2 separate regions of the Homo sapiens genome follow, and region 1 is linked to region 2. The links are chromatin loops, found by intact Hi-C in ENCODE. Cell type or tissue: Caco-2. All regions are shown on one strand. Each heading gives the region's core, and the rest is flanking DNA. Links, peaks and the distances in the headings are about the cores only.

The links. Hi-C counts contacts between places; a loop is a spot of excess contacts. Peaks named below come from ENCODE experiments on the same cell type or tissue, not always from the same donor. Only the 100,000 strongest peaks of a DNase experiment are listed, where the experiment ranks them.
Region 1: it touches region 2 in a loop (19-fold over the local background); 3 of 110 quality-filtered maps call a loop at or near these places.

Annotation. Positions count from the first base shown.
Region 1 is chrX:141,271,610-141,284,841 of GRCh38, forward strand. No RefSeq gene overlaps it. Among named protein-coding and RNA genes, the nearest start is that of SPANXC, 36 kb to the left of the region's middle. In Caco-2, for the core only: no CTCF peak of the experiment used is centred there; no DNase peak of the experiment used is centred there.
Region 2 is chrX:142,080,736-142,093,967 of GRCh38, forward strand. No RefSeq gene overlaps it. Among named protein-coding and RNA genes, the nearest start is that of MAGEC2, 120 kb to the right of the region's middle. In Caco-2, for the core only: no CTCF peak of the experiment used is centred there; no DNase peak of the experiment used is centred there.

The DNA.
Region 1 (13,232 bases), core at 2,466-10,465, 810 kb before region 2:
AGGAGGTGAACAATCTGTACACTGAAAACTATAAAACATTGATGAAAGAAATTGAAGAAGACACAAATAAATGGCTTGGAAGTGTGAATCCAGAAAATCTTAGACAGGTCTCAGTTAATTTAGAAAGTTTATTTTGCCAAGGTTGAGGACGAGCCCGTGACACAGCCTCAGGAAGTCCTGAGGACATGTGCCCAAAGTGGTCAGGGCACAGGTTGGTTTTATACATTTTAGGGAGACAAGAGACATCAATCAATATATTAAGAAGTACATTGGTTTAGTCTGGAAAGGTGGGACAACTTGAAGCAAAGGCAGGAAGACTCGAAGCCGGGGAGGGAGCTTCCAGGTCACAGATATAAGGGATACACAAATGGTTACATTCTTTTGAGTTTCTGTTTAGCCTCTCCAAGGGAGGCAATCAATTATGCGTCTATCTCAGTGAGCTGAGGGGTGACTTTGAGTAGAATAGGAGGCAGGTTGACCCTAAGCAGTTTCCAGCCTGAGCTTTCCTTAGTGATTTTGGGGGCCCAAGATATATTCCTTTCACCAAAGAATTAATATTGTTGAAATATTCATACTGTCCAAAGGGATCTACAGATTCAGCACAATCCCTATCCACATTCCAACGTCATTTTTCACAGATATAAAAGAGACAATACTAAGATTTATATTTTTATCACTCTGTCAGCTATTTAGAAAACTGACTATAGGGTAGTACTGGTAAAATCATAATTACATTATCCCAGATGCGAGATTATGATTGTTTGGACCAGAGTGGGAGCTGCAAAGAAGGTATGCAGTGGCTAAGTCCTGGGTATATTTTGAAGGTAGAGTGTTTCAGTGGCCTTAAGACCACCTTCAAATTTGCAGATTCGCTACAAGGACTCACCTGACTCAATAGCAGATTGTTTTAATAACTGAGATTTATTACAGCAAAGGATAAAGTGCAAAAACAACAGGAACATATATGCATTGGGCATAGTACAGAGAGGCTAGACACAGTTTTCCAAGTCCTTCCCCATCTGGGGCCACACAGAGCATGCTTTATTTCTAGCAGCCAACTAGAAGAGCTGTTGTGGGATAGATTGGACCAGGGAAGCCCATTTGAATCTTTGGGTCCAAGGCTTTTATTCAGAGTTGATTAGAAAGGCATATCATCCATAGCAATAGAAACATGAGAGTCCAACAATGGAACCAGGTGCACATGATCAGTCTTGGTGTTTGTGCAAAGCAACCTGAGAAACTGATATGGAACAGTCCATAGCTCCAGGTGAACACAATGAAACCCTTAATCACTGACATGAATTATATTCTAAGGGTCACATTTCCAAGGGCTGACCAAGGGGTCGATCATGATTCCAGATGTCCTTGGACATGCAAGGAGTAAGCAACCAGCTAAGAGGTCAAGTCATTGAGGATAAAAAATTGACTCTTGGTTTTTGTAAGTTTTAGGTCATAGTGATCTTAAGAGTGTCTCAGTTGAGTGGTGAGCATAACAGTCTGATATAAAATGTTGATGAGATAATGGAAGGTTAGGAATTAAAGTGAGTATACACAACTCTTTTAATGTATTTTCCTGTGAAGGGGAACCAAGAAATGAGGAGGTTTCTAGAGTATTTCAGATGTCAAGGAATTCTGTGGTCAGTTTTAAGATTAAAAATATCACAGCATATTTATATGCTGACCTAGTAATGATTCAAGAAAGAAGGAAATACATGGTAGGTACTTGTATTAGTCTGTTCTTGCACTGCCATAACGAAATACCTGAGACTGGGTAATTTATAAAGAAAAGAGGTTTAATTGTGTCACAGTCCCACAGGCTGCACAGAAAACATCACTGTGGAGGCCTCAGGAAACTTACAATCATGGTGGAAGGCGACAGGGAAGCAGGCACATCTTACATGGCAGGAGCAGGGTTGGGGGTGCTGCCGCACACTTTTCAACAACTAGATCTCATGAGAACTCTATCACAAGAACAGCAGCGAAAGGGGAAGTCCACCCCTATGATCCAATCACCTCCCACCAAGCCCCACCTCAAACACTGGGGATTACAATTCAACATGAGATTTGGGCAGGGAAAAAAATCTAAATCACTATCAGCCCTTGAAAAGAGAGAGGTAGGCTGGGCGCGGTGGCTCACGCCTGTAATCCCAGCACTCTGGGAGGCTGAGGCAGGCAGATCATGAGGTCAGGAGATCAAGACAATCCTGGCTAACATGGTGAAACCCCATCTCTACTGAAAATACAAAAATTAGCTGGACGTAGTGGCACGTGCCTGTAATCCCAGCTACTCGGGAGGCTGAGGCAGGAGAATCCCTTGAACCAGGGAGTCAGAGGTTGCCGTGAGCCGAGATCGTGCCATTGCACTCCAGCCTGGAGACAGAGCAAGACTCTGTCTCAAAAAAAAATAATAAAAATAAAAATAAAAAAAAAGGGAGAGGTAAAGAGATACAGAACTCAAGTAGAGTTCCAGGCTTTTGATGGGAGGGGCTGTTGCGAAGGTCTCTGACATGCCCTGGAGACATTTTCCTCATCATCTTGGTGATTAGCCTTTGGCTCCTTGTTACTTATGCAAATTTCTGCAGCTGGGATGAATTTCTCCCCAGAAAATGGGATTTTCTTTTCTACCACATCGTCAGGCTGCAAATTTTCCAAATGTTTATGCACTGTCACCTCTTGAACGCTTTGCTGTTTAGAAATTTCTTCCACCAGATACTTTAAATCAACTCTCTTAAGTTCAAAGTTTCACAGATCTGCAGGGCAAGGGCGAAATGCCCCCAGTCTCTTCGATAAAGCATAACATGAGTGACCTCTGCTCCGATTCCCAACAAGTTCATCATCTCCATCTGAGACCACCTCAGCCTGGACTTCATCTTCTGTATCACTATCAGTATTTTGGTCAAAGCCATTCAACAAGTCTCTAGGAAGTTCCACCCTTTCCCACATATTCCTGTCTTCTGAGCTCTCCAAACTGTTCCAACCTCTGCCTGTTACCCAGTTCTAAAGTTGCATCCACATTTTCGGGTATCCTTATAGCAGCACCCTATTACCTTGGTGCCAATTTACTGTATTAGTCTATTCTCACACTGCTATGAAAAGCTGCCTGAGACTGGGTAATTTATAAAGAAAGGAAGTTTAATTTGCTCGCAGTTCTATATGGCTGGGGAGGCATCAGGAAACTTACAATCATGGTGGAAGGCACCTCTTCACAGGGCAGCAGGAGAGAGAATGAGTGCAAGCAGGAGACAGCCCAGATGCTTATAAAACCATCAGATCTCACGAGAACTTACTATCATGAGAACAGCATGGGGGAAATTGCCATCATGATCCAGTCACTTCCCACTCTGTCCCTTCCATGACACATGGGGATTATGGGAATTACAGTTCAAGATGTCGTTCGGGTGGGGACACAGCCAAACTATATCACTTGTAAACATTCATATACATCTGTACATACCTTCACACACTTATAAACACACACAGCATCACACTCTCATATCTCTTACACATGCTGAAAAACACATACTCAGTAACACACACTCACACATTCAATCACACACATTTTCACAAGTCTCACACACTCATACATACACATTCCTATACTCAAATACACTCACAAATTCTCTTACATGCTCTGTAACACTAAAACTCTCACACACTTTCAGATTCACACAGTCACATTCTGACACATACATACTTTCAAACACACACTCCTACATATACTCACATAATCACATACACTCACACTTACACATAGTCTCACACTGAAACAGCCACACATTCACACAGACACGAACTCACAGATGTGAAAGACATATCAGTTTTCATTGTTGCCATGGCTATTCTAGCAGTGAGAATATTTAAATAAAAATACAAAAATCCTTTGGAGTTTATATTCTACTGGGTAATGATAGATAACTAAACAAATGATATAATATCAAGCAGTGATTCATGTTATGAGGACAAGTTGACTAGGATAAAAGAATAAAGTGCGGGGGTGATATATTAAGTACAGCAGTCTGGGAGGTTTTCAGAACATTTGAGCAGAGACAGGCTGTGGTCATATTTGTGTTTTAAAAAGTAAATACATACTATGGAAAAATAATTAGGTGATAATGGTGGAAACAATTTTCTGGTCAGGAGATGATGGTGTCATGGAATAGAAATGATGCTGAGTTAGAACAGGTGGATAGCAGTGGAAGCGCTAAGAAAGAGTGGTATTCTAGATATATTTTGAGCATAGAGGGAACAGAATTTGCTAACAAATTGGAAATGAGTCATGAGAGAAAGAGAGGACTTAAGGATGATTTCAAAGTTGTTGATTGGAGCAACTTGAAACATAGAGCTGCCATTTACTATAATAGAATGAAGGATACAAAGAATAGCCTGCTTGTCACTGGGGAAATGGGAATGCAGTGGAAATGGAGAGTTCGGGTTTGGACATTAGGTTAAGGTAGCTATTGGTCATTCAAGCAGAAAGATTAGAAATGAAGATTAGAATATGATAAGCATTAGTCTGGAGTTAGGGCCAATGTTGTTTATTAAGTATTCATTAATTCACTCAACCAATAATTATTGAGCACCTCTGCTCTTATAGGCTCCGGAGATTCAGAAATTTACAAGACCAAGTCCCTTTCCTCAGAGCTCACATTCTGGTAGGGGAAGACAGCCCATATACAAATAAATATATTGTAAAATATAAAGGTAGTGATAAGTGTTATGACAGGGAAAATGAAACTGTGCTTGACACAGTTATGTGGATTTAAATCACATAATGAATGCAAGGAGATACTGGTATTATTCCCAATTTACAGTTGGGAAAAGCAAGCCTCTCACATGCCAAGTAGTAAGTCAAGGCTTAATGAATAAATGAGTTAATATTTTAACGTATCGAACTGTATAGGACTACCAAGGCTTCACTCCAAAGATACTGGCATGGATCATTCTATTTTGTCCCCAAGCCACCATACCAAGTTACCCATCTGTCTTGATCCTGAAAAGTAGTCACTAAACAGAAAATGGGCAACAAAATACTGTGAACACCCGAGGTTCCTAAAAGTACATGAGGTTTGAAATACAGCAAAGGAAACCATGAACGGGAAAATTTTAATAGCCCTTTAAATTTGAAAAGACTTTCAGTTTACAAAGCTTTTGCACTTATATACAAATTTTCCTGAATTACATAGACCAGAGTATAAAACATGGGTGCATTCACCATTTCATTGGTCTTTATAGTAACAACCTCTACAAATTGCCAACTTAGGATGGCCTCTTCTCCTGATCTGGAAGCCCTGCAAAGAATACCACTTTGCTCCCTATACATGCCCACCTCTGGTGGCTCCACATACATTTTCACAAGGGCTGCCATTTCCCTCAAAAATTATTGCTGAGATAAATGAACTGGAGCCCTCAAGGTGCAAATCTGCAGAGTTCTGTGACAAAGTGGGGGTGATCATCTCTTTATTTTTGGTGTCATAATCAAAGCCCCAGAGCAAATTATCTTGGGTCTCAACATATTACAGGTTATTTAGTGAAATATCTATGTCAGATATTTTGTTCACAATTCTCTATTTTCTTTGGACCCAGGCATAAGTCTGTTGGCAGTGGTGGGGGTAGAGCAACATCCTTTCCCTTGGCATCGTGTTCCTAAACAGAAGAACCTATGCTAGAGCAATACGCACAGCCTTTCTCCACAGGAGGAGGCATGTCTTCATTTAGTTCAATACATGCTACTTCTCTTTTTAGGACAAGCCTACAGTGAGGAAGCACATAGTCTTAGTTCCACACACCACGAGTTTCTCAGGTGCAGGTCTTCATTGGAGGAGATGCACCACATTTGTTCAGTGGTGCTTATGACTAGGTAAGTCTAGCTAATTGTGGGATGTAGAATTAGGAGAGTCACGTTTTCCTGCACAGCTGAAACATATTCTCCAAACCCAGCTGTTTTTAGTAATAAAGATGCTAGTGTTGATCTCCATCTGTCTGACTCGGTTAATTGCAAACTCAGGTGAAAAGAACAGTGCCATGTATTGGGCCCACTGAATCCCACAAAGTCTGTGGGGACTAGGCTAAAGAGAGTTTTCACTGACAGACTGTCCTCAAAACCATTCCCTAGATGCCACTGTATTTTTTTCACTTGCCTAAGGTTAGCAGTCTAGATCTCTTCCTTAGGGGAATTAAATTATAATGATATTTTTAACTTTGGGTTCAGTCCTTCATTTCTTCCCTCCTCCTTTCCTTCAACAAGTGTTTAGTGATGGCTTTTCTTTTCCAGGCACTGTCCTGACCTCTGACAATGCAACAGTGAGCAAGACAGAAATAGCACCTCTCCTCATAAAGCTTACAGTCTAGTAGCCCAACAAACGTAATTGAAATGGTCACCTGAGTGTTAGAGTGTATAATATCAACAAGCGCTGTGAGGGTCTTGGACTCTGATACAGTCTGAGGGATCAAGGAAGCCTCCCTTGTGAAAACGATGCTTGAGCTGAGATCTAAAGAATGAGTTGAAGTTAACTAGACAGAAAGATGGGGTATGAGAAACAGTGTATTTTAAACAAGGGCAAAGGAATAAGCAAAGGCCTGATGGTAGTAAGGAGGGAGTATCAAAGTTTGTATCCACCCATCACTTTCGTCCTCTCAACCAGCCTTTCTACAATTTAGCTTGGATTCTCCTTTTACACATGAATATATTGAGGCACAAATGGTTACTAGCTGCATGACCTTGGATAAGTAGTAGAACTAAAATGTAAAGCCAACATTCAGTGCTTCTAAGGTAGTACTTCTCCATTGGAGGCTAATCCCTCACACTCTACCCTCCCTAGGCACATTTGGCAATATCTGGAGACATTTTTAGTAGGAGGGATGAACTACTGCCATCTAGTGGGTAGAGGCCAGGCCTGCTGTTAAGCATTCCGCAGTGCACAGGACAGGGGTCCACATGAAATGATTATCTGGCCCGAAATATCTTTTTCTTCAGCTTTTGGAGATTTGTTTTCAATTTATTTCTTAACTTTTTATTCCGGCCACATATATGTTTATGTATGTGTATATGTATATTTGATATAATCATTTCAAAAATTTAAATAGTGCCAAAGTTGAGAAACCCCACACCAAGCTCCTAATCTTCCCACAGTTCTGCCTCATTACCTGGAGGCTTCTCAGTCCCTCATGCAAATGGACTTCTGGCCAATCAGCTCTAATTAGCCATTTTTATTCAGTAGTGGAAATGGATTAGATTTAAGCAGGGACCTCTGCTACTTTGCAATTATCTCAATGATCTTCACCAGCTTTGTATTATCCCTTAGCCTCATAGATGAGGAAATAGAGGTTAAATTACATGCCTTGGGTTTCAGAATCCAAAGCAACAGAGTAATTGAGTCCAGCTCTTCTCAAATTGATATTGTTTTCTCTTCATATCGTGGCCCTTTTGAGGATACATGCTTGCTCTCAGCCTTCTCAAGTACAACTGGCAAAGGCTGGAGATGCAGGTCTGGATCGGAGCTGCAGGAGTGCTGTGAAGAGTTTGTCAAACTTAATGGCCGCATTATTTTTTTAGGAGCTTGAAAATCAGCCTAGTGTTATTCAGCTTGAATTCTTCTCTTGCTAGGCTCAAGGCACATCAGACACACAATCTGCTGTTTGTGTAGAAAATATGTCAGGAGAGAAAAAGATAGCACCCACATGCGAGCATCTGCTGGAAAAATTCATTTTACCATTAACCATACAATTGAGTGAGAAAAACATCTGTGCCTGCTATTGCAGATGTAATCATAAAACCCAAATGTAGCAATGAAACAAAGCGGAAGAGGGGCAGAGGATGAGGAACTAGAGAAACACATGACTTTAGTGTCAGGAAGGGATGGCTCTGTGGCTCTGTTGCTGTACTGAATACTCTCACCTCCACCTTTCAAATATGACACCATCCTTAGGGAACAACACAATTGTAAGCAGGCAAATTATGCATGAGACATAGCATCTTAAACTCAAACCAGCAAGGCGGCTCCGAGAGAGCTATAAACAAGGCAGAGGAATCCCAGAGACTGCAAATTAACAGCAAAAAAACCATCTAAATAGATGTTGGCAGCATTTCAGTATTAAGGCTGACTTAGAATTGTGGAACTGGAGAATGCAGAAAATGTCAAAGCCCTCAGAGATCAACTAGTTTAATTCCCAGTTTTACTCATAAGGAAACCAAAGCCCAGAGAGGGATGTGACTGCCCAAGGTCACACAGCTAGTTAGTGGCAGATGATTCCAGACAGTTCCTGGGGAACACAACTTGTTTTTCAGACTGATAAGAGGAAGAACTTTCACAAAACTTTTCAAGTATCCGGGAGCATCAGCTTGAGAGCATAATTGTATTACAGTGATATAAAGGTAGACTTTGACTCTGGAAGCCAAAAGCCAATGGTGATTACCCAGCTTTGTTCAACCTGCTGAGGTATAATTCTGCTGCTCAAGGTGGAATAGAAACACCTATGAGATCTCAGCAAATGACACTGTACATCTGCTTTGAAAACAAATCTCAAATGTAAATGTGGTTCTGCTTCAGTTGTGTTTCCAGTTTCAAAGCAGCATACAACTTTGATCTGAAAGTGGGAAGAAGGAAATCCGACAAGGTCTAAGGCACCCCATTTCACACTCTCGTCGGTCAGTTTGCATGGTCCAGTGAAGGAGCCTGCATCCACGGAACCAGGAAGACTAGCATTGGCTTCTGGTTCTGCCTAGGACTAGCTGTATGACTTTGGGACGAAGGCCACTGGGCTTGAGCCCTCTATAGCCTTTTCATCATGGAAAAATGGAATAAGGAGAAGCAAAAGTAGAGGATAAAATGGAGAAATGTATGGTAAGAGATGGGGGTAAGAAACAGGGCTACCCTCTCTCCCTGCTCATGCCCTCAACTGACAGCATAACTAGCAGCATGTTATGGAGCCCAGACAATGTCCCTTTTCAATTCAGTTGTGTTCACATCATTCCTTTTATTCTTTTGTGAAGTCTTAGTTCAAATCTTTTGTCGATTTGTACTGGTCATTTACTTGTTAATGAATTGTAAGCAGGATTTATAGGTTGAGGATACAAGTACTTTGATATAAGCGCTGTAAATAGTTTCTGCGGTCCAAGACTTCCTTTCCCATTTTCTTGACCGTATCTTTCAAATGGCAAACATTTTTAATTTTGACATCAAATGTATCTTTTTTTAATGTTTGTGTTTATTGTGTTCTGTATATAAAACTTTTGCTTATCCTAAAGTCACACATTTCTTTATTTTTTATTTTTATTTATTTTTATTTTTGAGACAGAGGCTCTCTCTGTTGCCCAGGTTGGAGTGCAATGGTGTGATCTCGACTCACTGCAACCTCCACCTCCCGGGTTCAAGCGATTCTCCTGCCTCAGCCTTCCAAGTAGCTGGCATTACAGGCACCCACCACCGCGCTTGGCTAATGTTTTGTATTTTTTAGTAGAGACTGGGTTTTGCCATGTGGGCCAGGCTGGTTTCAAACTCCTGACCTCAGGTGATCCACCCACCTCGGCCTCCCAAAGTGCCGGGATTACAGGCATGAGCCACCGTGCCTGGCCACAAATATTTTCTTTTATACTTTCTTCTAGATGTTTCAGAGTTTGAGGTTTTACATTTAGGTCCATTTAGAAGCTATGCACATTTATTATCTATTTTGAGCTGATTTGTGTGTATGACATAAGTTAAAAGTTAGTGTTGGCTTTTTCCCGTATGGGTATACAGTTGGTACAGCAGTATTGGTTGAAAAGGTCATTTTCCCCATTTAATTACCTTGGTACCTTTGATAAATTGATCATATATGTATAACACTTTTGGCTTGTGGGCAGACCTAGACCTACACTTCAAAGACAATGCAAAGGAAGACACAAGTTTACAAACACATTTGCTCTGATTCCAGCTCAGTGAAGCTCAACTCATGAGGTCTGACTGTCTAGGACATCACAGTTTTTCCCAGGGGAGAAGGAGGGTGAAATAACAAGAGACTACTTAGGATAGTTAATTATAACAGGCACACAAGATTGGGGCAATCCTCGTCTCTACTTTATAAGCATCACATTACTAATCCTTCTAAACAACCCTGTGAAATCACAATTAATGCGATCCCCATGCTTTAAAGTGAAGCATTGAGAGGTCACTTACTTATCTAAGGTCATGTAGAGCTGGAGGACCTGGAGTCTGAAACTAGACTCTATGATGCCAGAGCTATGCTTTGAATCACTGTTTCTATTTATCTTTGTAGCTCCATTACTGTTATCTGCACAGTGCTCTGTAATGGTTCTCAACTAAAACAACCTACTACTATTCTCTTCCCTCCCAGCTGTTGAGGGCTAACTAATAAAAATAGTTAATATTTGTTGAGCACTAAAGCGCATAGGCTCTTTACATACATTAGTTCATTCAATTCTCACAACAGCTCCAAATAAGTTTTGTACTATTATCATCTCCATTTTACTGATGCAGAAACTCAGTCTCAGATCCTTTAAGTAACTCTCTCTAGATCATACAGCTATTAAATGACAGAGCCAGGATCTCAAGCCAAAATTGCCTGCCACTACATTCCCTGCTCTTAACTACTACAACGTGCCACCTTCTAGACTTTTTTTTTTTTTTTTTAGATAGGAGTCTCATTCTGTCACCCAGGATGGAGTGCGGTGGCGCGATCTCGGCTCACTGCGCCCTCCACCTCCCAAGTTCAAGCGATTCTCCTGCCTCAGCCTCCCAGGTAGCTGGGATTACACGCTCGGCCACCACGCCTGGCTAATTTTTGTATTTTTGGTAGAGATGGGGTTTTGCCACGTTCCCAGTCTGGTCTCGAACTCCTGACCTGAGGTGATCCACCCATCCCAGCCTCCCAAAGTGCTGGGATTACAGGCGTGAGCCACAGCGCCTGGCTTCACCTTCTAGACTTTAAGGTAGATTATCCCTGCATGGTTGCAGGGGGTGAGGTAAAGACACTGGTAAGTCGCTAATGTGCCTTCACACCCAAGAAGATTCCCTGGATCTATGTCTATGTTTATCACTTAAAGCTAGGGGTTGGGAAAATGAGCAATTCAGAAGTTCCCACAGCTGACTTAGAATTTCCATGGAATTGCCTGTCTTCAGAAGATCAAAGGCTTCCGTATTACAAAGTGGCACCACTTGCTCTATTCTGCTTGGAACTTCAGGAAGAACAGTATATGCAAAATGATTCATTTTGATAAGCTGTTATGGATTAACCTAACAACAAATAAATTATTCAATTATTCAGAATTATCCTAATAATACTTTTATGTTTAATCTTTATGATCTTCAATATGGTTTCACCAGTGCTCTCTCATTTGGTTTTCACAACCTTGTACAATAAGCAGAGAAGATGCTATTATCCCCATTTGACTGATGAAGAAACTGAAAATTAAATGGAGGTAAGTGACTTGTCAGGTTTACAGAGCTAGTATGCAGTGGAGCTGAGATTGAGCCCCAGGTCTTTTGACGGCTCGCTAATAATTTTCAAATCAAAAGCCACTAATGTTACAATCATTGTGCCTTAATATTTCAGGTTATTCAGATGCAGACTGTAACAACACCAAGATCTCAAAATATTTTCTTTAATAATTATTTTCCTAAATTATGAGCATCCTAGTATCACTATCTGGACCACTGGGATAGAAACAGCTGCACCTATGGCCTTTCAAGTGAAATCACTTTAGCAGGCTTTTAAGACAGACTGGGCCAAAGGAAAAGATTACTGAAAGGAAGGAAGGAACATGTTACCTTGAAGGGTAATCAATTATGCGAATGGTTTCACTGCCTGTTATACCATGGATTATGCTTTCATTTTTCATATTAATGTTCTTTATGTTTTTCAATTAGTCACAGCAAATTACCTGTCCTTCGCCTTGGCAAGAGCAGCTCAGTGGGCCTCCGTGGAGTATTTTCCAAGTTTTGTCCGGTGAATTCTTGCTTTAATTCTCCTTAAGCATTAACATGTAATGTTTTTTCAAATGCAGATTTGACACTATCTCATTCATGTAGGAAATTACCTATTAAATAAGGAGTTTGAGGAATCTTCCTTTTTTTATTTTGCAATGGTGCATTATAAAAATAATTTAACTTAAATATAAAAAAGAATTGAAACATTAAAGAAAATTAAAATTTATTCAATACTTCTTAGTCATTCTAACAGAGAGAGCTTATGGCATGAATCATATAAAAGAGCAAATTCTCCAAAATCCATTTCCCTCTGCCCAGCCCTGGCAAAGTGCCTGCCCTCCCGCCCCCGGCACTCCATCCCATGGCCCCCATATTTCTCATCCCACAACACCTAACCAGCTGCATTTTAATGCTCTGTTTATAGTCAGTCCTTGCCCCCTTCCCCTAATAACACAGGAACAATGTCTTCATCAGAAGTGAATCCCTAGATCTTGGCACACTATATGGCACAGAAGTAGGTGCTTAGGAAGTGATAGATGAATGAAGCCATTTGCCTTTGGAAAACACTAGTGCATCCATTTTAGCTATGGTCATATCTCACAAATTAGGATTTTTCTCTGGCTGTAGTTTAAGCATTATGTTGCTTTCCCATAATCCTCTCTGGTAAGGGAAACCAAATAACTTCTCCGCCCTTGAGGACCCCACAGTCTAACAGAGCTCTGTCTAATGTTAACGTTTCTGAAGGCCTCGTGGTAGACTCCATTCCGAGTGCTTTGTCAGCAGTTGCCATATTCCCTTTTTCTTTCATGTGTGCCATTGTCCTTAAGATTAGAAAGCTCTCTCAAACACTATAAGGTTGGTGTCTCAGAGGACAAATACGTTGGTCCATGGGCTACTAATGTCTTTTTTTTTATTATTATACTTTAAGTTTTAGGGTACATGTGCACAACGTGCAGGTTAGTTACATATGTATACATGTGCCATGTTGGTGTGCTGCACCCATTAACTCTTCACTTAACACTAGGTATATCTCCTAATGCTATCCCTCCCCACTCCCCCCACCCCACAACAGGCCCCGGTGTGTGATGTTCCCCTTCCTGTGTCCATGTGTTCTCCTTGTTCAATTCCCACCTATGAGTGAGAACATGCGGTGTTTGCTTTTTTGTCCTTGCGATAGTTTGCTGAGAATGATGGTTTCCAGCTTTATCCATGTCCCTACAAAGGACATGAACTCATCATTTTTTATGGCTCCATAGTATTCCGTGGTGTATATGTGCCACAGTTTCTTAATCCAGCCTATCATTGTTGGAC
Region 2 (13,232 bases), core at 3,578-11,577:
CCCACAACACATGAGAATTATGTGATCTACAAGATGAGATTTAGGTGGGGACGCAGAGCCAAACCACATCATTGAGCCTCTGTGACATGTAGCAGCCCTACAGGGAACTGCCAACAAAATTAGTTTTAAAAAGGCTTGTCCAGGAAGCATACATGGGAGCTGGTCACTTTGCTCTTTCAGCCCTCATAGAGGTGCTTAGACCTCTGGAGAGAGACACTGAGACAGGTAAGAGGGCAGAAATGACTAAGAGGTAACACACTGTGGAGTCCCAAAACCAGCACACGCTTCAGCCCACAAAAAGCCTAGGCCACAGCTCTGTTCCTCCTTTTAAGAAAGAAAAGTGGGAAACAAATAATCTATGAATGAGGAGAAAACAAGGAGAATGTTCCCCTTTTGGGCACCCTGTTGCTTTTATGGTTCTACCTGCTGGAATTTGTGTTAGATGGAAATAATGATCTTTGTGCACATTTACACCAAGAAAAAAGAGTCCTAAGGTCGACCCACAAACTATAGAGTTCCTAAGTTCTCTTTTTCTCTATTTTCTTTTCTGCCTGCTTTAAAGCTGCTGTTGGCTTTCTGCTTAGATACAATCCACTATTTGCATCCAACCATTTCTTCCTGTTACTATTTTGCAAACCAATGAGTTTGTATTAATATCTCATGACTAGAGTTCTGAAGTAAAAGCTATAGGATCTTTGGTTGTATGAGTATGTATGTGTGTGTTTATGTATACATACATGTATTTCATTGCGTTTTGGCCAGAAGGTACAAATTTGGCTTAAAGAGTTGTCTTGGTCAGTTTTCACACTGCTGTAAAGAACTTCACTGAAACTGGATAATTTATAAAGGAAAGAGGTTTAATTGACTCACAGTTCCATATGGCTGGGGTGGCCTCAGGAAAATTGCAATCATAGTAGAAGGTGAAAAGGAAACAGGCACCTTCTTCACAAGGTGGCAGGAGAGAGAAGTGAGAGTGCGGGAAAAAAATACTGCCACTTTTAAAACCATCAGATCTCCTGATAACTCACTATCATGAGAATAGCATGGGGGAATCTGCCCCCATAGTCCAATCATCTCCCTCCAGGTCTCTCCCTAGACAAAGAAGATTATGGGTATTATAATTCAAGGTGAGATTTGGGTGGAGACACAAGGCCTAACCATATTGTTCCATTCCTAGCCCCTCCCAAATCTCATGTCCTCACATTTCAAAACTTATCATGCCTTCCCAACAGCCCCTCAAAGTCTTAACTCATTCCAGCATTAACTTAAAAGTCCAAGTCCAAAATCTCATCTGAGACAAGTTCCTTCCACCTATGATCCTGTAAAATAAAAATAAAAAACCAGTAAGTTACATCCAAGAAACAAAGGGGGTACAGGCATTGGGTAAATGTTTCCATTCCAAGTGGGAGAAATTTGTCAAAACAAAGGGGTCACAGACCTCAAGGAAGTCTGAAATCCAACAGGGCAGTCATTAAATCTTAAAGCTCCAAAATAATTTTCTTTGACTCCATGTCTTACATATAGGGCATGCTAATGCAAGGGGTAGACTTGCACAGCCTTGAGCAGCTCTGTCTCTGTGGCTCTGCATGGTACAGCCTCCATCCCTGGCTGCTTTCATGGCTGGTGTTGAGTGTCTGCAGCTTTTCCTAGCACACGGTGCAAATATCAGTGGATCTACCATTTTGGGGTCTGGAAGAGGGTTGCCCTTTTCTCACAGCTCTACTAGGCAATGCTGCTGTGGGGACTCTGTGTGGGGGCTCAAACCTCACATTTCTTTTCTGCACCACCCTAGAAGAGATTCTCCATGAGAGCTCTGCCTCCGTAGCAGACTTCTGCCTGGAGATCCAGGCGTGTCCATATAGCCTCTGATACCTAGGAAGTTCTCGAACCTCAATTCTTGTCTTCTGTGCACCCGCAGGCTCAACACTATATGGAGGCCACCAAGGCTTGGACTTTGCACCCTCTGAAGCAATTGACCCAGGTGTACTTTGGCACCTTTTAGCCACAGCTGGAGCTGGAGGGGCTAGGATGCAGGACACCAAGTCACGAGGCTGCACAGAGCAGGGGGGCCCTGGGCTTGACTGACAAAACCATTTTTTTCCTCCTATGCCTCAATGCCTGTGGTAGGAGTGGCTGCTGCCAAGACCTCTGACATGCCCTGGAGACATTTTCCCCATTGTCTTGGCAATTTACATTTGGCTCCTGGTTACTTATGCAAATTTCTGCAGCAGGCTTAAATTTCTCCATAGAAAATAGGTTTTTCTTTTCTATCACATAATCAGGCTGCAAACTTTTCAAACTTTTATGCTCTGCTTCCTTTTCGAACATAAGTCCCAATTTCAGATCATGTCTCTCAAGTTCTAAGTTCCACAGGTCTCTAGGGCAAGGGCAAAATGCCACCAGTCTCTTTGCTAAAGCACAACAAGAGTGACCTTTGCTTCGGTTCTCGAGAAATTCCTCATCTCGGTCTGAGACTACCCCAGCCTGGACTTTATTGTCCACATCATTATCAGCATTTTAGTCAAAACCATTCAAGAAGTTTATAGGAAGTTCCAAACTTTCCCACATCTTCCTATCTTCTTTTGAGCCCTCCAAACTGTTTCACCCTCTGACTGTTATCCAGTTCCAATGTAACTTCCACATGTTCAAATTATCTTTTCTTTATAGCAGTACCCCACTCTCTGCAGTACCAATTTACTTTATTAGTCAATTTTCACACTGCTATAAAGAACTTCCCTGAGACTGGGTAGTTTATGAAGGAAAGAGGTTTAACTGACTCACAGTTCCATATGGCTGAGGAGGCCTCAGAAAACTTACAATCATGGTGAAAGGCATAGGGGAAGCAGGCACCTTCTTCTCAAGGTGGCAGGAGAGAGAAGTGAGAGTACAGGAAAAAACTGTCACTTTTGAAATGACTGGATCTCGTGAGAATTCACTCACTATCATGAGAACAGCATGGGGGAAACCATCCCCATGATCCAATAACTTTTCTCCCTCAGCCCATCAGGACTGCAGTTCCCTTCCTTGACATGTGGGTATTACAATTCGATGTGAGATTTGGGTGGGGACACAGGGCCAATCCATATCAAGAGTACTCATAAATTAAATAATAAACCCAGATGCTCTTCAAGTTCATGTGATGTAAGTAAAAGTTTTAATAAGCTAGCCTTAAAATTATTGGTAAAGTAATACTAGAAATGTCTCAAGAATTTTCAGTATACATTTTTGTTTGCATTTATTGTTCAAGCAATTTCATACTCATTCCTGCCAAACACTAGAAGTGTCAAAATTTGGCATAAGGGATACAAAACTATAGACCAAGCCCAAAACAGAAGGATCTTTTCTTGTATAATTTTTGATAAATAAGACATTAATATTGGTTTAATGAAAATAGTTAAATATTGAATTATTCTGTAAAACAACCATATATTTAATCTTAAGGTTGCTACATAGGTAAACACCTGAAATTCACAGGCTTTAAAATGGGTGACAATGAAGTAACTGTAACCACCCAATGAGTTCACCTTGCCCACTGCCTAGAAAGGGCTGATTTATCAAGACAGGGGAATTATAATAAAGAAGAGTAATTCATGCAGAGCCACTATGCAGTACACCTGAGTTTTATTATTACTGAAATCAGTATCCTCGAGAATTTTGGGATCAGAGTTTTTATGGACACTTTAGTGCTCAGGGGACCAGTGAATCAGGAGTTCTGACTGGTTGGGTCAGAGATGAAATCATAGAAAATAGAAACTATCCTCCTACACTGATTCAAGACCAGATGAGCCAGATCATTCATTGATCTGGGAGGTGCCAGTAGGTCAGTGGAGTGCAGAATCTGTAAAATATCTCAAGCACTGATCTTACATTTTAGAATAGTGATATTATCCCCAAGAACAGTTTGGGGAGATTTAGAATCTCACAGCCTCCAGAGGCATAGCTCCTAAACCATGATTTCTAATCTTGTGGCTTTAGGCAGTCTAGTCCCCAGGCAGGAAGAGGGTTTGTTTTTGGAAAGGACAGTTATCATCTTTGTTTTAAAGCAAAACTATAAACTAAGTTCCTCCCAAAGTTAGTTGGACCTATGCCCAGAAATAAAAGGACAGCCTCGTGGTTAGAAGCAAGATAGAGTCCATTAGGTCAAATTTATTTCACTGTCTCAGTTTTGCATGGCATTTTCATAACATAAATAATGACTATTATAGTTTTCATAAACAATCTAAGCTATTAAAATAATTCAGTAAATGTAATGGGATAAATACTTGTAGACAAACTTGTCCTCATTTAGAATCTAAAGTGATATTAAGTTAAATCATTGATATTTCATTACTTGGATATTTTCCAATAAAATATATTGTAGAAAAACATCGTTTCTAGAAGAATGTGTGTCCTTTTTAAAAGGTGAATAACTCTTGTCTAATTCAAAGCTTATTTAAAGGTTATATATAAAACAAGGTAAAAGGAACCGAGAAGTAAGAGAGATATAGAGAAAATTATGGAAATAAAGAAGTATTTTTGGTAAGAAAGCTTAAAGAAAAATAATTTTATATGAGAAAGAATCTCGTATGGTAAATTTTGTCCTAAAAGAAAATGACTGGTTGTTTAAGAAAGAGAGATGTTCAGGACAAACCAAAAAATCCAAGCATGTCATGAATGATCTGTATAAGTCATAATAAGAACATTTATTAAAAATACTTTTATATGATTGAATTGTCTAGAATTAAAGGGAAATTATAATGGTCTTTCTGGAGATTGGGTTTGATTAAAAAACTTATGTGCTAAAGAATTGGTTCAAACTATGAAATTTTCTAAGATGTTGCTTTGATCTTAATAAATTAAAAGACAATGTAATTTTTTTAATGCAAAGTTCAACTTTTATTAAGTCTCACTATTTTCAACTTTCTCTCCCATTTTAAAAGGCCTGAAAGAAAAACTCTATTTTTTAACTCACTTTCAGCTCCTGGAATTTTTTTCCTTTCACGTTCTAACTGTTGTGGCCTAATGCTAAAAAACAAACAAACAAAAAAATTATGTCTTAAAAAGTTTAAAGAAAATGTTTCCTTCCAACATAATATTCTCCATAGGGAACAGCAGTAACACTGCAGAAGATCTTTTCTTTTGCCTTTTGGTAACTGGCCTAATAAACAGATCTTACACTCTATCAAAATAATTGCGATGTTATTACTAAGTTTGACTTGCTTAGAAATAACTGAAATAAAAAAATACAGAAGTTTATTACATCCATGTAACTTTCTGTTTGTGCTTTTAAAGTCTTTGTGCCATTAAGTTACAGGGCTTTGACTCCTGAGTCTAAAAAGTACATTACGTCCTGCTAAATCTTAAACTGACAGCAGTTAAAGCCTCATCTTCAGACCCAGTAGAAGATGCCAATCAAAATAAACTGCATTCATGAGACACAGGGCCAGAAATTAAAGCTATTCAACTTCTGAAAGCCCAGGGACTATCACGGAAGAGGTGGGTTCATGAGATTGTAAGGGCCAATTTTGAGAAATAAAATAAGTTCAGTTTCTCTATAAATTAACCATTAAGGTTGAAGGCACAATGATGCAAGACAACCATATGGACTTCAGAGTAATATGGCCTACGTCAATTTTCCAGGATTGTTCTTTCTTTGTTTTTGTTTTTCTCCCTTCCTCCCCTTATTTTCTCTTTATAGGACGTGAGACTTCACACCCTGCTAAAAATGAGCTTTCCTAACAATGTGGGGCCTACCTGTCAAGGAAAAAAACATCTTAGCCATGAGAGATCAGGTGAAACCTGAGAGCAGAGACACATTTTATTCTAAAATGCTTTCTCTGATAGATTTTAAAAAGAAAAGAGGGGAAATGTGAAAGGAAAATAAATCTTGGGACCCCAAAATCACTAAGGCAAAGGGAAAAATCAAGCTTGGAGCTGCTTAAGGCAAGCCTGCCTCTGATTCTATTCCTAAAAAAGATAGCTACTAAGATTTTTTTAAAAAAGGCTACATACCACCCTCACAGGGAATTTCCATGTGTACAAAGGACAGACAGACCTCAAAGTTATCCCTCTGCTCACTGAGATAAATTCATATCTGGTTGTCTCCTTTGGAAAGGCTAATCAAAAACTCAAAGGAATGTAACCATTTATCTCTTACCTATCAATGGCCAGAAAGCCCCCTCACCGTTTTGAGTTGTCCCACCTTTCCAGAAGGAATCAATGTATATCTTACATATATTTGATTGCTGATGTCTCATGTCTGCCTCAAATGTATGAAACGAAGTTGTGTCCTGACCACCTTGGGCACAGGTCATTAGTACCTCCTGAGGCTGTGTCACAAGCACACATCCTTAACATTAGCAAAATAAACTTCCTAAATTGACTGAGACCTTCTCAGATATTTGGGGTTCACAGTTCCCTCCTCCATCTTCAACGCCAACAGTGGTGAGCTGAATCCCTCTCATGATGCCATCTCTCAGATTCTCTTTCTTTCCTTTTAGGGACCTATGGAACTACATGGGGTCTACCAGATAATCTGGGATAATTTCCTCATCTCTTATGATTCTTAAATTAATCGCATCTGCAATTCCTCTTCTGATATGTAACAACATTCACAGGCTTTGGGGATTAGGGTGTGGAAATATTTGGGTGGACATTATTCTGAGTACCACAGGTTCTTATTACCTTACAGATGAAAAACTGGGGCTCAAAGAAATTTAGCAATTTGCCCAAGTGGTAAATATTGAGGCTTCAATTCAATCCTAGTCTGGCCTCTAGAGATGCTATAGTAATCAGTTCAAGGTGAGGGTACAGTGAGAGAACCATAATTCTGCCCACTGATTCTCATTCTCCCTCTGTTCCTGATTCTCTTTGCAACCATTAATAGTTATTTAAGTTTCCATTAGATTTTATTGTATCTCACCATTACAACTGAATGTGAATTTCACTCTAGCAGGACTTCAAGGATTTTGGTAAGCACAGAATGTTTCCTGAGGAATATTTTCAATTCCAAGCAGGTCTAGACAGGTACAAAACACCTGTGCCTGTTTAGGGGATTCAGAATAGATTGCCACCTTCACAAATATCTAAAAGACTAGGAAAAGAAAAACAGGAACATAGGCTCTGGCTCTGAGTTTGCTGAAGTTCTCAGATAACATTATCAGCTTTCTTGGTCTTTGACAGTACCCCAAGATCCATGTCAGAGCATGAAAGCAGAGGACAGAAGTCTAGAAAACCCTTATCTAATGCAGTATTTTAAAAAATATGTATTATTCTTTACATGTGTCTCTCTACTTAGTATTCTTCAGAGTCTTTTCACCAGCCAGGTTACAAACTCTTGAGTGTCTTCTGGAATTAAAATATCTGTGTATTTTAGAGCAATAAAGGAAAAACTGAACAGCCATATCTGGAAACATAATATTTGCTTAATGAAGGTTAGTCTTTCTCTCAGTCTCTGGACAGTCTTCTTTGTGTCTCAACAGTTGCATTTCCTGGAGGGCAGTCATCATTATAAATTCAAGTGACTTTTATAAAAACTCATTTAAGAACAAACTCAGAAATTAGTGCACATGTAATTCATGTATTTACTTGAACACAAGTAGCATAATGACGACTAGTGATGTATAACTCCAGAGTCCAGTACTACATAGTTGTTAGCAATTTATACAGTTGAACAAATGTAAGTAGAAATTAATCATACACTATGCAGATAATCTATCCCAGGCCTCCTTTTCCACCTTTACTATAGGGCTTAAGATGTGCAGCCTCTCAAATCCGAAGACGTTTAAATGATTTAACTGAATACCTATTTAAGCCCACAGTAGAAATAAACCTATTTAACCCTAAAAGCTGGTGGAGGAACTCTAGTAACTATAGTTAACATATGTGTTATGGACTACCTGCATACTGAAGCATATGCTTTCAAAATAATTATCTATAAAACAGATCTGATTTTTTCATTGGTTGTCATGATACCATCAGTGAAGCGTTCTCTGGGGAAATGAACCAACTGGTGAATGATTTCTTTGGTTTTGTTTTATTTGATGAGGAAGGCATGGTCCCAATCTAGTCCTTTATTTTTTATTTGCAATGTTTTTAGAATTGGCAATATTGCACTAAAAATTGCAACACTACACTAAAAAACATAGTATATGCATCCTTCGGCATCTTCTCTTGCCCCTTTCTGTAAGAAAGGGACTAAAATTTGTATCAGTCATTGTCGATTCTTGTATTAGCATGGGAGGAAGAAGAGGTTGAAATAATTGATTGAATAAATGATTGGCTAAAATCAAGTACAGTATGTGGATTTCAGCTAACTGGTTTTTTACCTCATTTAAATACTCTCTGCAAGATAACCTAATACCTCCCATATATAAGAATTGCTTGTGTAAAATTGAAAGCCATATGGAAAAATCATTGATCTATGTGTGTTTTATTATGTAATATTTTCGTCTAACTATAAAATAAAATGTATGGGAGAAAGCTTGACACATAAAATTTCTTTTGAACATAAAAGCAAGAAATATCAAGAATGTTTCCCTAATATAAAGGCTTTCTGCTTTTGCTTTTTATCTTAGAATAATGATGGAATAAATTGCAGCTAGAGAAGTGAAGATGAAAGAGAACTAATCCATAAGCGAGGAGTTGTAACATCAGAAGGACTGTTGCAGATTACCCTGACCCCTACAGTCTGCCAAAGGAAAATGCAGTGCCTGGATAAGTGTCCTGCATATATTCATATGCCAATTTCTCAATAATGATTTCCCCAGATTTTAATACTGGTGTAGAATAAAATCCCTTTTGTTTTTTTATTCAAATAGAGTCATGAAATATTGGAAGTCACAATTAGCATGCAGGATAAGTTGATAGCTAAAATAATCATAGTATTTTAGTTTAAATTCTTCCATTTGAAAAAGTATTTAGCCCTGAATCATAAAAACTTTTAAAGACATAGAGAAATAGGACTGTGGTGGGGTGAGGGGAGGGGGGAGGGATAGCATTAGGAGATATACCTAATGCTAAATGACGAGTTAATGGGTGCAGCACACCAACATGGCACATATATACATATGTAACAAACCTGCACGTTGTGCACATGTACTCTAAAACTTAAAGTATAATAATAATAATAATAATAATAATAATAAAAGAGAAATAGAAGCCAAGGGCTCCTCACACTTTTCCATTATATAATGCAGCTATCTTTTAAATTTGCTTTCTTCTTAACTAGAAGGTCTAGTATGGCATTCAATCTGAGAAGTAATCGGCTTTCTTTTCCTAAGCTTTTTACAAAGGAAAACCTGTGAACAATGGAGTTTCCTAAAGATGGAGTTAGTGAGTGTTCAACATATGTTTTTTGATAAGTGAATGCACTGGTCTAGGCTCTGGGATAAAAGCTAAGTTCACAAATGGATATACTAGCATAGTTTTCATTTTTAAAGAATGTATATGATAGTGGGGAGAGAAGGCACATAAGACATAAGCAGATAACTGTAATTTCTAATGTTTCAATAAAGACACAAGGTAGATGTCTGCAGCACAGAGGAGAATTTTTTTTTCTGGAGACGGAGTCTCGCTGTATTTCCCAGGCTGGAGTGCAGTGGTTTGATCTCGGCTCACTGCAACCTCTGCCTCTCGGGTTCCGGTTCTCCTGCCTCAGCCTCCCAAGTAGCTGGGAGTACAGGCATGCCCCACCACGCCCGGCTAATTTTTGTATTTTTAGTAGAGATGGGGTTTCACCATATTGGCCAGACTTGTTTCAAACTCCTGACTTCAAATGACCCACCCGCCTAAGCCTCGCAGAGTGCTGAGATTATGAGCGTGAGCCACCGCGCCTGGTTGAGAAGTACTTATTCTTGATTTAAACTGAAAAATGAGTGGTTTCTAATGAAATTAAAGTAGGTAACATTGTTAAGGTATGTTAGAAATTTGCTATTTTCTTTTAAAGTATCTAGTTATAAGTAGTCTTTCTCTTGGTAAAAGTTGAGTTTAAGAGTTGTAAAATAAAACTAAGCATATGAATTATATTACTATTGCTCTTAGTTGACTTCTAAATAGTATCTATATCAAGCTAAACAGGTATAGCAAGTGTATATTGTTGTTGTTGTTGTTTGATATGTGTATAGATTTGATTTGTTTTTGTGAGCACTGTTGACCCCAACTCATTCAAGTATCCAATCACGGTGATTTTATTAATATACTAATATATACTTATTAATATACTCACTGGTGAGCTGACTCATATAACTTTCCAGCCAGAAAACAGAGTGACTTGCTTTTTTTACACTATTTTCTTTTTACTGTCTTCGTTTTTCTGTTCATGTCCTTTGATTCACATCTTACCACCCTGGTAACTCATGAGATACTCATCATTATCCAGGAAAGGATATTCTACTTCCTCTCTTCCAAAATGCTCAAAGTTTGAGTGTCCCAGAGCTTAGTTCTTTATTCACTTCTTTTTGCTTTCTACACTGACTACCTAGGCGATTTCAGATTCATAGATTTAACTGTTCTTTATATGCTACTGCCTTTCAAATTTGACATATCTTTTGAACACATATTCCTATGTGCAATTTCCTACTTGACATTTCCTCTTGTCGAAAAATGAACTCTGAGTTATTTCCCCCAGTACTGTTTCTTCACCTTAATAAATGGCATCACCATTCACCCAGTTTCTCAGGACAAATGTGTTGCCATCCTTTATGACTTTCCTCAGCACCACCACCACTATCCAGTGCATCAGCAAATTTTGTTGGCTCTAACATCAAACTATATTCCATAGTATATTATGTTATTCAAGATTATAAACTTATTGTAAATGTATCATTTCTATAACCATTTCTACTGCCTGCTCACTAGTAGGAGCAACCATCCTATTTTCCCTTGACTATTGTAATAATCCACACTGAATACTTTATTCATGTTAGTTCAGTCTTTGGAGTCAAGGAGTTGTAAGTCTGATCATTTTAATTGTGAAATGAGTGCTCAAGGTGGAATGGAGGCCAAGAAAATTGGAAGTGAGAAGGTCAAGTAGCTAAGAGTCCAGGGTGTAGTAGTGTCATCTGTATGGATTTTGAAATAGCCAAATTGATGATAATCATATGATTAGAGAGCAACATAGAGAACAAGGTGCTGAAATCTAGAACATGAAATGAGTGAGAGGGAAAACCCTTGGTCCCATGTATTTGCACTTGCTCTACTTCCCTCATAACTCTCATAACGCTATACTTGTTCATGGGTTCTTTGCCTTTCAGATTTAGCTCTTTGTTAATGACCTCACTCCCTGCATTGTTTTCAGTTCACATTCCTCAGAACAAGGAGCAGATCAGCTCTGTCTATTCATGTTTAGGTGGTCATTTTTTCAGTGTGTGGCAGGCCATATCACAGTTTGCCCTTTGCTCATGTTCCTACCTCTGATCTGCTTAACTGTAGCCAAACAGTGAAAAGGAATGACAGAGCAAGGATAAAGGGATCATGACTACCTAGCGTTGTACCTTCAGCAAAAATTAGATTGAGGGGTTTATCTTATACACTAAAGCTTTGAAAGCACTTTAGACACGACACACAATAATTGAAATCTCTATATAATGGGGTTGTGCCAGAGACTGTGGTAGTGAAACAGCAGAGATGAGGTGGGCAGTATGGGGAAGTCATTTTATAAATTCCTAGCATACATGTACTGTCATCTTAATTGAAGAAAACAAAAAACCTGATAATGTATATAATTACATATATTTAATATATGCATATATATACACACAAACTATATACAATTTTTATTTATCAAATGTGTGCCCAAAAACGCTTAAAATAAAAAGAGAGAAAAGCAAACTGAGTATATACATGACTTTACTTGGTGCTTGATGCATCCTAGATATTAAAATGTGCTTTGATTCCTACTTCCATTCAATCACCGAGTGTTTATTACGCAGTCACTCTCTGCTGGGTATTTGTATTTGATGAGTAGTGAGTCCATGTAAGGATAATTAGGAATTCTGTGGCTCTGGGACCAAAACCTTACTTGCTTTCTCAACTCAGGCAAAGATAACTAGATCCTCACTCATTAAGAAGGATCAGCAATGCTATATAAATGATTCCTCTTACTGCACTTGCCCTTAATATAAAGTAAAAGGATGGATAGCACACTTACTTCATTGGAAATTAGAAAGATTAATTAAGTCAGGAAGCAGTGCTTTGAAGACGAAAGTGATTCCTGAGTGTTAAAGTGCTAGATAAGTATCCAGCAGTTGCAGGGACGATGCAGTCTGCAATAGTGTGCCAGGAATTGAAGGCACACCATAATGCTTTAGAATTACAAAAGGCATTTGCTGAAAATTCAACTGAGACAATGAACAGCTTGATAGCCTTGGGTTTCTGATAAAGTATCATTCTGTTTTCAAGTATATGGTATCCAACAGAAAATACAAACATACGTCTTAAGGATAAAATGAGATTTAAGTGGACAAGATGAATAAAGTGTAAAACCCCATCATGGTGTATATCCTAATGTTCAGAACATGCGTGAGGAAAAAGACCTATATTGCATCACCTGATTTGAGTGATACAAACTAGAACAAAGGAGTTTGGAGGCAGAGTTGAATGCACATCAAAGATGCTCCCCAGATCTGAGAAATTTGATAAGATAAAGGTTGAAAAATGGAGAACATTGATTTGGAAAGGTGCCATAAATATTTCTTGCGTGATTGCAAGGGGTGGGAAAATAAATGGAGGAATGATACATGATTGTACATTGTTTGCTCATTTATTTTTTTGATTGCCTACTTTTAAAAATTTATCCTAAGTGTTATCACTTGAATTGTGCCTCCCTCTGGAAAAAAACATAAACAAATAAATAAAATAAATAAAATAAAAAAAGTTGAAGTTCCAACCCTCAGTAGAATTTCACCTAAAGTTACCTTTGAATGTCACTATATTTGCGATTGAAACTTCCCAGATGATTTAGTTGTGATTAGGTCATTAGGGAAGACTCTACTCTGATATGACTGGTGCCCTTCTATAAAAGGGAAAATTTGGACACAGAGACACACCCACAAAAGAAGAATATCATGTGAACATGAAGGCAGAAATCAATGTGATGCCTAATGATGTCAGAGATCACCGGCAACCATCAGCAGCTGGGAAAGAGGCATGGAACAGATCCCCCCTCACAGCCCTCAGAAGGGAACCAACCCTGCCAACCCTTTGCCCTCCAGCATCTACCCTTCAGAACCGTGAGGCAACACATGTCTGTTGTT